Linked DNA regions of Homo sapiens: region 1 is linked to region 2. A link is a loop called in an ENCODE intact Hi-C map of the cell type or tissue named here. Cell type or tissue: CD4-positive, alpha-beta T cell. All regions are shown on one strand. Each heading gives the region's core, and the rest is flanking DNA. Links, peaks and the distances in the headings are about the cores only.

What was found. A loop is a pair of places that touch in the nucleus more often than their neighbours do. Peaks named below come from ENCODE experiments on the same cell type or tissue, not always from the same donor. Only the 100,000 strongest peaks of a DNase experiment are listed, where the experiment ranks them.
Region 1: a loop joins it to region 2, with 3 times the contacts of the local background. A loop is called at or near these places in 5 of 110 quality-filtered maps.

What each region holds. Positions count from the first base shown.
Region 1 is chr11:63,904,079-63,909,435 of GRCh38, reverse strand. It overlaps MARK2 (microtubule affinity regulating kinase 2), which reads right to left. Exons shown (of 19, transcript NM_001039469.3): 15 at 5,289-5,357; 16 at 4,393-4,650; 17 at 3,322-3,348; 18 at 1,132-1,176; 19 at 1-559. The coding sequence ends at 199. Among named protein-coding and RNA genes, the nearest start is that of RCOR2, 10 kb to the left of the region's middle. RefSeq lists an enhancer at 1,302-1,975. In CD4-positive, alpha-beta T cell, for the core only: CTCF peaks have their summits at 2,487 and 2,688 (motif pointing right); a DNase peak (open chromatin) is centred at 2,655.
Region 2 is chr11:64,150,249-64,155,605 of GRCh38, reverse strand. MACROD1 (mono-ADP ribosylhydrolase 1) reads left to right here. Exons shown (of 11, transcript NM_014067.4): 2 at 3,213-3,314; 3 at 4,251-4,367. Among named protein-coding and RNA genes, the nearest start is that of MACROD1, 13 kb to the left of the region's middle. RefSeq lists enhancers at 1,232-2,226, 2,227-3,222 and a silencer at 2,266-2,485. In CD4-positive, alpha-beta T cell, for the core only: CTCF peaks have their summits at 2,112 and 2,316 (motif pointing right); a DNase peak (open chromatin) is centred at 2,365.

The sequences.
Region 1 (5,357 bases), core at 56-5,055, 250 kb after region 2:
TGAATGTGGGGTGCTGGAGAACAATCTCCCACCCCCCACAAACATGTAAGAGAAAACTGAGAAGGGCCAGGGAGGGGAGAAGTGCCAGCAGGGGAGACACACCAATCCATCGCTGCAGTCTCGCCCAGGTGGGGCGGCGCAGCGGCCGGCAGCCCGTCCAGCTGGCCCGCCCCCGCCGCCCCCGCTCCTGGCAGCCTGTTAAAGCTTCAGCTCGTTGGCTATTTTGGAGGCAATGTTTTTGAAGGCCATGGAGGTGCCCGATATCCGCTTAAATCGAACCCCGTTGAGAGAGAGCCGCGGCAGTTTGCACACCTCCATCTCCCACTGCACGAAGTCCTCGTGGCCCGGCGTGCCGTGCATGCACAGCAGCATGTACTTCTCATGCAGCTCGCTCTGGCAGCTGTTCGCGTCCAGCACCTTGCGGATCTCCCGCATCATCTCGTTGGGCTCCATGGAGCTCGTGGTCTTCATACTCCACGTGAAGCGGAGGGAGCGGGGCTTGGCCTCCCGAAATTCTTCCTTTTCTTTGTCGTTGCCGCCACTGCCCACCACGTGAGGTCTGTGGAGAGGGCAGAGGCGGGCGTCACGGGGGGGCTGAGGCACCCCACCCCAGGAGAGCCACCCTGGCAGACAGCCCCTGAGCCCAGAGAGGAGAGCGGGAGGGAGCAGGAGCAGCCAGGCGTGGCCCCTGGCCTGCGGGGGCGGAGGGTGGCAGTCCTCCAACCCCCATCTCTCAGGACAGCGAAGGGGAGGAGAAGCCAGCCTTGGGGTAGGCGGGGTGGGGTCAGGGAAGACACCAGTGCCCTCAACAGCACGAGCACAGACTCTCTCTCCAGAAAGAAGCCTCCGAGCACAGGGAGGTGGGATAGTCCAGGGGTAGGAATCTGTAGCCCCAACCACCCGACCCAGAACTCCGACTTCCAGAATATACCAGACCTGAGGAGAAGGGCCCGTAACTCCTGCAATTGGGTTTGGGAAGGGGAAACTCTCTGAGGAAAGGGAGGCCCCAGAGGGTAGGGACAGGGCAGAACCACGGGAGGAAGAGCCAAGTGGCAGAAGGAAGAGAGGAGCAGGAGGCTGTGGCAAGCCCGGTGGCCCGGGCAGGGCCAGTGCTGGCTCCAGCCCTCTCACCTGAGCGTCTCCACTCGGTCTTTGCTTTCAGGTTCATTCAGGTTCCTCAAAAAACAGAGCGAGGGAGAGTTTAGTGCTGGGATCTCTCGCTCCTTCCGCCGCCACAGACCCAGATGAGAGTGGGTCTGGGGAGGTGCCACCAGTGGGTGGGCAGGACCCAAGCCCAGGGCCCTCTGCCCATCACCTGGCAAGCCAACAGGGCTCTGCAGCACCTCACACTGGCGGCTCAACCATTCCTTTCCAGCAGGGAGCCCAGCACATGGGGCTTGTCCCTCCCCACATTCCCAGATCTGTGCCGGGGAGAAGGAGCCTCTGCTCTGGGGGAGGAGGGGGAGTGGCTGTGCACGCACTTCACTGAGCACACTGAGCACACGGCCCGGCACGAGGCTGCTCCCCCACAGCCAGGGCTCACGCGCTGTTCTGGGGGTTGCAGGTGTGAGTGCGTTTTTGGAGCCACACGCTAGGGTCTCAGGACTGCAGTCCTTTTGGAGGAAAGGGGCTGCAATGCTTTGAATCTCTGTAGGAGGAGGGGCCGTGGCTACGCAAGGGCCTGTCAGGAGACTCAAAGTGCCAAGGCCTGGGTCTGCATGGTAGGCACCTGGGGATGGCTTCCTGCTGCTGAGTGGAAAAGGCGGCCTCCTCCGACCTTTCCCAACTCCCCTACCTGCTGGCCTGCCAGGCCATCTGCTCATACGCAGGGAGGATGAGGGTGGGGTGGGGCAGGGCAGGGCAGACACCTTGGTTGGGTGGGTGGGGAAGAGGTCTGGCCCCGCTGAGCGGCTTCTCCAGCTCCTGGCTGGAAGATGGGTGTCTGGAGCTAGGAAACTGGGGATTGCAGAGGAGGAAGGATATGAGAGGAAGGAGGAAGAGCAGCAGCACATAGAAATAAACAGGAAGACACAACCAACACAGGGGTGCACACAAGCGCACTGCGAGCAGGGAGCCCGGCTGTGCGAGGAAGGCACCCTCCCTGCTCTCTCCAGACCCCCTGTGGGGCAGCCCCCTGCTGGGGCCCCTTGAGGCAGCAGCCAGTCATGCAGTCAACAGCTGGGTGGGAGGAGGAGGGGATAGGGAAAGCCTGAAGACCCTGTCTGGACGTTCCTCCATCAGCTGTGGCACCAATGTGCCTGCCAGGCATCCCAGTCCCAATGCAGGGCCTGAGCAGACAGCCTTGGGGAACAAGCACTCTTAACCTGGCCCTTGGTCTTCAGCTTGGTATTTGGTCCCCGAGGCCTGCAGAGAGGATGAGCATAAGGCCAGGGGTGAAAGAGCCAGGAAGGGGACTGTGAAGGGAGACCCCTGAGTAAGGGTGCAGAGATCTCCTGTTGTTTTGCTACGGCTTGGGGTAGAATGGCCGTTGCCCTAGAATGTCCCAGCTCCCCGCACTTTGGAAGAGACAGGCCATATCTGGAGAAAACAGCCTAGAGGAGAAGAGGCTTGATTTATCCAGATGCTGCTGGTGGCAGGGGTGCTGGGGCAGGGGTGCGGGTGGGTGGGGCTAGTTCTGCAGGAGCTGCCAGGAGGGGGTGCTGTGCTCCATTTGTGAGACAAAAGCTCCTAAGGTCTGGGGGAGCCAGACTGAAACCTTGGGGCCCCAGGGTCCCCGTAGTGTCTCCAAAGTCCTGCGATCCCATAGGCCACGGGGAAGAGGTCACATAGCTCTGAAGTTCAGGAAACCCAGGAGACAACAAACAAGATACCATCCCAGATGCACTTGTAACCCTGGAGCTTCCTCATAGCGCATGCACATGACAAGGGAAAGGGCAGGAAAGGATCCCAACACTTGTGACCAAAACCTGGGGTGAGAGGGAGTGGGGGTGGGGTGGGGTGGGTGAGAGGAGACAATCTTAAAGGGAGGCTTCCCTGAGACAGTCTCCCCTTACTTGAGGACAGGCGTTAACTGTGGGCCCAAGGAAGGCCCTCATTTTTAAAGCCATTTGCCCTGAGTGGGCCAATGTGGCCTCTTAGCCCTGCCTGTTTGTACTGGGGGCACGGAGGGCAGGCCTTGTGCTGATGCCCAATCAGAGGCAGTCTTCATCCCTTTAAGATGGCAGAGAGAGGAGGGCCACACAGACTTGGTTAAGCAGATGGAGGAGAGTAAGAGCCAGAAAAGGGGAGTTAGTGATGGAGGCAGGACACAGGACACAGACACACACACACACACACACACACAGCGGGCTCAACGCCTACCTTCTGGCAAACCTGAAAGACAGATTTCTAAAAAAACAAACAAAAAAAAGACAAAATAAAAAAAGAAATAAAAAAAAAACCAACAAGACGGTATGTGGATAAGCAGGTGGGGGAGGTGGCTTTACAGGTTCAAGGGTCATCCCATTTTCGGAAGAGCCGCTCAGCGAGACTAGAGTCCCAGGCTTTCAGACCTGCCCACACTCTCTGCAGGCCTCACACTTGCATTCTGGGGCTCGGATGGGGCAGTGGCTTTGGCTCCTCCAGCAGAGTGGAGTGAAACGTAGAGGAAGGGCAGGCGAGCCTGTTCTCTCAAAGCCCCTGCTGCTTCCTGAGCTGCTACTCCAAGGCAGGGAGAGGAATGGCAGGATGGGGATGCGGAGCATCCCAGGAGGCCAGCCAGTTGGCTGGATGCACTTCAAGCTGCACCTCTGTGGTGGCTGGGGGCTCAGGTGTGAGAAACCCCGTGAAGAGATCCCCACCCTGGGTCCAACACAGGAAACCTTTGGCACATCGGAGTTAGGTTAGGGAAGAGGCCACTGTAGGCCCTCGCCAGTGATTTCATTTATAGGTTTCACCCTAAAACCCCCGGGCAGAAGGGCATGGCTGCGCCTGCAGCCAGAAACAGAACCAACTAGTGGGAGAGGCAGTCAAAGGGGCAAGAGACCAGGACAAAATTTTCCTTGCTGGCCCCAGCCTGGCTCATGCCTCATGACTTTGCAGCTGCGTCACCAAATATAAGTTTCCATGGGAACCCAGGAGAGAAGGGGGGGCTTTTATTTTAGCATCTGAGTTCACACTCTCCTAGAGAGGAGGCGGCATCGGCCATCTGCTTGGGGCCAGAGAATGAGGGGTGCCTGTGAGGAGTTGGGGAGAGGCCTAAGAGGGGTGGGCCTGGGCACATAAGGTGTTGACAAAGACCTAATTTCTTGTGCTTCCTGAAGCCTCTTCTAACCCCAGGACCCAATACCGGTACAGAGTGTCCCAAACCCCAACCCCCAACCCCCAACCCACCCCGAGTAAAGCAGGAAGGCCTGGCCTGAGCCTCTCTGCCACCCAAAGCTCCTTGCTTACCTGCGTACAAACTTGGAGGTGAACTTGCTGAAGATGCTCCCAGAGGCCCCCCGCCGGCCCTGGCTGTGGCCAGAGGGAGAGGCTGGGGTCACACCGTAGGGCAAATTCTGCTGGTCCCGCACCTGTCGGAGCTGCCCAGCATGGAAGGTGCTTCGGCTGGACACACCCCGGGGGAAGTTAGTTCGGTCTGGGGCTCCACCACTGCTGCTGATGTTGTGGGCGGATGGGGAGGCAACAGGGACACGCTGGGGGGCTGTGCTGTGGGAAGAGAAGTGGGGTTGAGGGGGACGAATTAGGGTACAGGACAGCCATCACTGGGCACCTGGACACCCTGTGGTGGGGACAGGGAGGGGGATGCTAGGGCAGAGGCAGCCATCACGAGGACACAGAAGGAAGGGTGTGACTACTGAGGACAGTGGTGAGAAGGAAGTCTCGTGGAAGTGGAAGGAGATGGTTTGGGAAGGGAGGGAGGGAGGCAAGGAAGGACCCCTGTGTGGAGTGTGGTTTAGGCTGGAGACAGCGGGCTCCCTGGGAGCCGGGCAGACTGGACCCTCAAGGCGGCAATGGGGACCAACCCTTGAGGATTGAGTCCCTGTGATGCCGACTATCCCCGGGGTCCCTAAGGAAACCCTGGAAGGTTCAGAACAAAAAGGTTTCCCTTTGGAGCCTTAGGACAGCTTCCTGCATACCTGTTCTGAGAGGGAGAACTGGAAAAGAGGGGCATTAATGCTCTTTTTTGTTCCCTCCACTTCCTGGCCGCAGGGGACAGACCCATTTCTTGTGGCTAAGATGACAAGAACACAGCAGGACCCCCAAGTGGGAAGAAGAAATTGTTGGGGCAAGGGGGTAGGGTGGGCTGAGGGCAGCAGGTGCACCAGCTGCCCCAGCACACTTGCCTGGGCCGCGGCACCTCACAGTTACTCTCCGTGGGGGGCAGCCCAGAGGCCTTGTTGGGGTGCACGGAG
Region 2 (5,357 bases), core at 126-5,125:
TAGCCGCCAGGAAGGAGTGAGTGTGTCTGGCGTGTAGACCGCACTTTGCAGCACACAGCCACCTTCTCCTTTGACCCTCCCAGCAAGCCTGGGTGTTAGCAAGGGAAGGCCTGCCTTGTCCCTATTCCAGAGATGGGAAAACCCAAGGCTTCAAACTGAGCATGGTGTTGGGAGGTCACGAACCCAAACCTGGCGGGACCTATAACAGAAGAAAAGGCGCAGCCTGGGTCTAGGCCGGCTGCCACCAGCATCTGTCCGTCCTCAGACAGGGAGGCAGACCTGGAGAGACCGACTGGCCTCACTTTCTCCACCCAAATGCTCTCTCTCTTTTTTTTCTTTTTTAATTAGGGGATCATCTCTGGCTCCCTCTTACCTCTGGGCTTTTGCACATACTGTTCCCTCTGCCTAGAAGACTCTGTACTTAGCAAACTCGCCCTCAACCTTTGGTCTTGGCTCATTTATTCCTCAGCGTGCCCCTCAGGCACCCTCAGGTGCCCACACACCGTGCCAGGTGGTGGGAATCTGATGGCAAACACAGCAGATCCCCTATGGAACCTACAGGTCAAGATGGCCAAGATCAAGAAAGGGGGCCGGCGCCGTGGCTCACGCCTGTAATTCCAGCACTTCGGGAGGCTGACATGGGTGGATTGCTTGAGGTCAGGAGTTCAAGTCCAGCCTGGCCAACATGGTGAAACCCCATCTCTATTAAAATACAAAAATTAGTTGGGTGTGCTGGCACACGCGTGTAATCCCAGCTACTAGGGAGGCTGAGGCAGGAGAATTGCTTGAATCCAGGAGTGCAGGTTGCAGTGAGCCAAGATCGTGCCACTGCACTCCAGCCTGGGCGACAGAGTGAGACTCCGTCTCAAAAAAAAATAAAAGAATAAGTGTAAACAAAAGCAAACTATCCCATATCCTGCAGAGCACAGCAGGTACAAAGGGCCTGGGGCAGGAAGCAGCCTGGCTGTTTGGGGAACTGGTGTAGTGGGGGAGGCAGCATTGGGAGTGAGGTGGGAGAGAGGCCAGAGGACCGGCGTTTGAATGCAGTTTTGAACAGAGGAGGGATGGCACCTGATTTATGTTCCCAGGATCCATGGCTGCCGGTCAAGGAACAGATGGGGATGAGATGCACACGGAGATCAGCTGGGAGTTGGGAGCGTCTGTGGGATCTAGGGAGCCATGAGGAAGGCTCAGTCCTGGAGGGTGAGAGGAAGGCTTGGTTTCTAGGGTGTCACGGGGATCAATCCAAAAGAGGATGGAAAGGGAGGGACCCCTGGTGCAGGGTCTCGAGTAAAAAAGAGGGAAGAATGGAGCAACAAAAAAATGACGTTTTGGGGGAAAGAGTCAAACGTTCTGTTTTGCATGCCTGGGCTTTGGGGAATGAGAGCAGGCAGGCACTGTGGGGGTCAGAGGCTCAGAAGAGAGTGGAGGGACAGCCCCGGAGGTTGCTTGCTTAAAGAGCGTTTTGAATCTGTGCAACTGATTAGAAGACCTAGGGAGGAAAGCAGCAAGGACACTTCCTGTCCACAGGGAAGGCAGGAGGGGCCGCTGCATGGGGTGTGGTGACCTTGACCTTGTTGGAAGGAGGGACCAGACTGGGTGGACTGAAGGGAGCATGGGAGGGAAGAAGTGGAGACAGCAGAGGAGGGGGCAGCTGCAGGGGCGTGGAATGCGGGCGTTGAGGGAGGGGACGGGATTATTTGAGGGCAGGCAGGACAGCCTGGTGGAGGGGGACCTGCAGCAGTGAGTCCTCTGGGAGGTGGGCTTGGCAGGTGGCAGCGCTGGTACTGAATGCAGGACCTACTCGTGCCCAAACATGTTTATGGAAGAGGGGGCAGAAGTGGCTGCCAGGAAAGGTGGCTCTGGCTTGAGCAGCAGTGGGGGCTGACCAGGGGTGGGCCTAGCCTTTTGTGATGACCCCACCTTTGCATCCAGCAGGGACTCTGGACTGGGCCCCTTGCATGAGTTCTGTCATCTAATGCTCTCAGCATCCTTGGGTTGTTATCACCCCTGCCAGCAGTGGTTAGATGAGGAGATGGAGGCCTGGATGATGAAGTGACTCTGGCCGGGAAAACACCCTGCTGTGTGAGGGTGGCCTCCCAACCTCCCTGAACATTTGTGGAGGGACCTACCTGTCCCCCTCACTGCCATGTGCATAGAAGCTTCCAGGCTGCAGTCCTTCCTTTCTCACCACCTCCTCTAATTGCTCTCCCGCCTCTACATATTTTTTGATGCTTTTTGAGTTTCTCAATTGTAGCCTTTGCTGTTTGCCGTGGGGGCTGCCCCATCCCGGGAGCCTGTGGTCCAGGGTGCCAGGCTGGGCTGAGCGCCTGGGTGTGCAGGCGGCCTCGGGCCAGCAGGGGGAGCCCGTGAGCTGCTAGCCTGGCCTGGCGCGGTCGGGGCGGGCCCTTCTGAGACGGGTTCCAGGTTTCTGTGCCTGGTGCCACCCCCAAGGGAAGGCGGAGCCCATGGGACAGTGCTCAGGCAAGGGGAGCCGGCCAGGGTGGACCCCGAGTCTGTGAGCGGGTGGGGGGTGCCTGGCTCCTCACTCAAGTCCCTGCTGTGTGAGGGTGGCCTCCCAACCTCCCTGAGCCCCGGTTTCCTCATCTGTAAAACGAGAACGATTCCAACCCCATTGGTCATGCTGGGAGCCCTCAGCCGCTGCCGGGGGGGATGTTGGGGACAGGTGCCAGGTCCACTTGGTCCTGCAGCTCCTGGAGGAGGACAGCTGTCCCGCTGCCTGCATGCAGTGACAGTGAGGGCAGAACTGACTGGCGGTGGGACTGATGGATAATGTCGCTGGCTGAGTGCTGCCAACCGGCTTGGCCTTAGTGTGTGGGAGGAAGCTCGGAGCTGTTCTGCAGGGGACGTCTTCACCCCCGTTCTAATCAGGGAGAAACGGGGGACCCAGAGAGATGTGGACGCTGCTGGAAAGTGGCAGAGCTGAATTCATCACAACCCAGGTCTGCGATGCCTGAGCCAGTCCCTCAGCCTCCCCAGACCTCAGTTTCCCTCCCTGAACAAAGAGAGCAGGACAAGATATTCTAGGGGCCTCTGAGGTTTCCCCAGCATGCCTGCCCTGTGTGCCCAGAGAAGGAGGGACAGGAAGAGCTGGTTTGCATTCTTGGATGAGGCAAGAAAGGAGATGTGGGGGTGCAAGCCCCAGGCCCGTTCCTCTGCCCCCACCCTGATCCTCCTTCCTGCCTCTGCAGCCTTTCTGAAGGGCCTGAGTGACAAGCAGCGGGAGGAACATTACTTCTGCAAGGACTTTGTCAGGCTGAAGAAGATCCCGACATGGAAGGAGATGGCGAAAGGTAGGCCCTGCTCGGGGGAGGCCCTGGTGGGCAGGCTCCAGACCCGTGGCTTGGGAGAATTGTGCAGACAAGAAGAGCTAGTCCAGTGGCATGTATCGAGTGCTTGCTGCAGGCAGGTGCTCCGCGTGTATCACCTCATTCAATTATTTTATTTTATTTTTTGAGATGGAATTTCACTCTTTTTGCGCAGGCTGGAGTGCAATGGCTCGATCTTGGCTCACTGCAACCTCCACCTCCCGGGTTCAAGCGATTCTCCTGCCTCAGCCTCCTGAGTAGCTGGGATTACAGACATGCACCACCATGCCTGGATAATTTTTGTATTTTTAGTAGAGATGGGGTTTCACCATATTGGCCAGGCTGGTCTCGAACTACTGACCTCAAGTGATCTGCCCGCCACGGCCTCCCAAAGTGCTGGGATTACAGGCGTCAGCAACTGCGCCTGGCCATCTCATTCAATTATTAACACAACAAGTGCAATTTTTATCCCCATTGTATGGTTGGAAACAGAGCCCTAGGTTAGGTGAGCCACCTGCCCGAGATTACTTGCTTGTGGGGAGCTGGGGTTTGAAGCTGCGATTTGGTTGCTTACAGTGGGGTGTGTTGGTGAGACAGCAGGCCTGGTGACCCATAACCCTAGGCAAGTCTCTGACCCACCTAATCCTCAGTTTCTACCTCTGTGAAATGGGATAGATGATATTGGCACTGTACCTGCTGGTGGCCTTGCTGTGAAGATGCAAGGAGTCCCCGCGTGATTTTAGCACGCAGTAGGTGCTCCTCAGTGTGGGTTCCTGGTACTGGGTCAGCAGTCATCGTGCTGCAGGCTGCCCCTGGAGGTGGAGGGAGGTCGATAGGGAAGGCCCTGGCCCCTGGGCCCTGGCTGGGTCCCTCTGCAGTGGGCAGCCTCGCTGTGACCTCCCCGGCCCCTACTTGTTCCAGGGGTGGCTGTGAAGGTGGAGGAGCCCAGGTATAAAAAGGACAAGCAGCTCAATGAGAAAATCTCCCTGCTCCGCAGCGACATCACCAAGCTGGAGGTGGACGCCATCGTCAACGCCGGTGAGTGGCTGGCCTGAACCAGAGACCTGGTGGCCGCCCTGTTGCCTTTGCTCTGCTCTGCTGTGCCAGGCCTGGGTGGACGCCACCTGGCTCCAGTGAGGCTCGGGTTGCTGGCAAGGACAGCCTGCTGGCGCCATGGCAGCCCAACGTGTCGGCCACTCGGGCTCCTCTTCCCTTGAAACCCTGACCTGCTGTGTCGGGGGCGCCTTGCTCCACTGAGACCCATTAGTGGCCGGGGAAGGGGGAGAGCTGGGCTGAAACTGGGCTGCCCTGCCAGGAAGGCAGAGGCCACAGCGGGGAGGTCTGACCTTGGGGGGCCACAGAAGCCCCAACCAGCACCTGCCTTCCTCTGCCTTTGGCCTGGCCTGCCCCCGCTTCAGACCTGGGCGGGTGAGGGAGCTTGTCGAGGGATAGTGGGGGCAGAGAGGTCCCCTGCCATGCCCTGGCAGCTTTCCAGAGCCTAGAAACAGGAGCTGCTCAGCTTCCTGCGCTCGCCTCTTGCTGGCTTGGCAGTTTATTGTGATGAGTATGGGAGCCGGCTGCCTCTTTGTGGGAGGGAGGAAGGGGGCTGCTACTCCACACAGCTAGTGGTTGTCTGGCAAGGTCAAAGGCGCCAGGAAAGGACTTTGGCATGGGGTGCCAAGGGCTGGTTAAGTCGAGCAGGTGGCTTGTGGAACAGGTTGAGTGGCGGCTGAACCCCGGCCCTCGCCCGCCTGCTCGCTTGCTCCTTTGCTTACCTGGCATCTGCACCAAGCATTGGAGGAAGGGGGGCCTCTTTCTCAGACCCTGAATATGGGGGGCAGGTCCTCTCGTCTTGGGCTCCAGCTCACAGGGAAAACCCTGCTGTGCCAGCCCCTCCCTAACCTGTGCAGGCCCAGGGCACCCCCAGGAGCTTCTCGAGTCTCCTTCGTCCCCACTTTGCGCTTGTAGCGGTCGTGCCTGGCCCCAGCGCTGTCCCCCAGTGACTCTGGGGCATGGTGGTGCTGATGC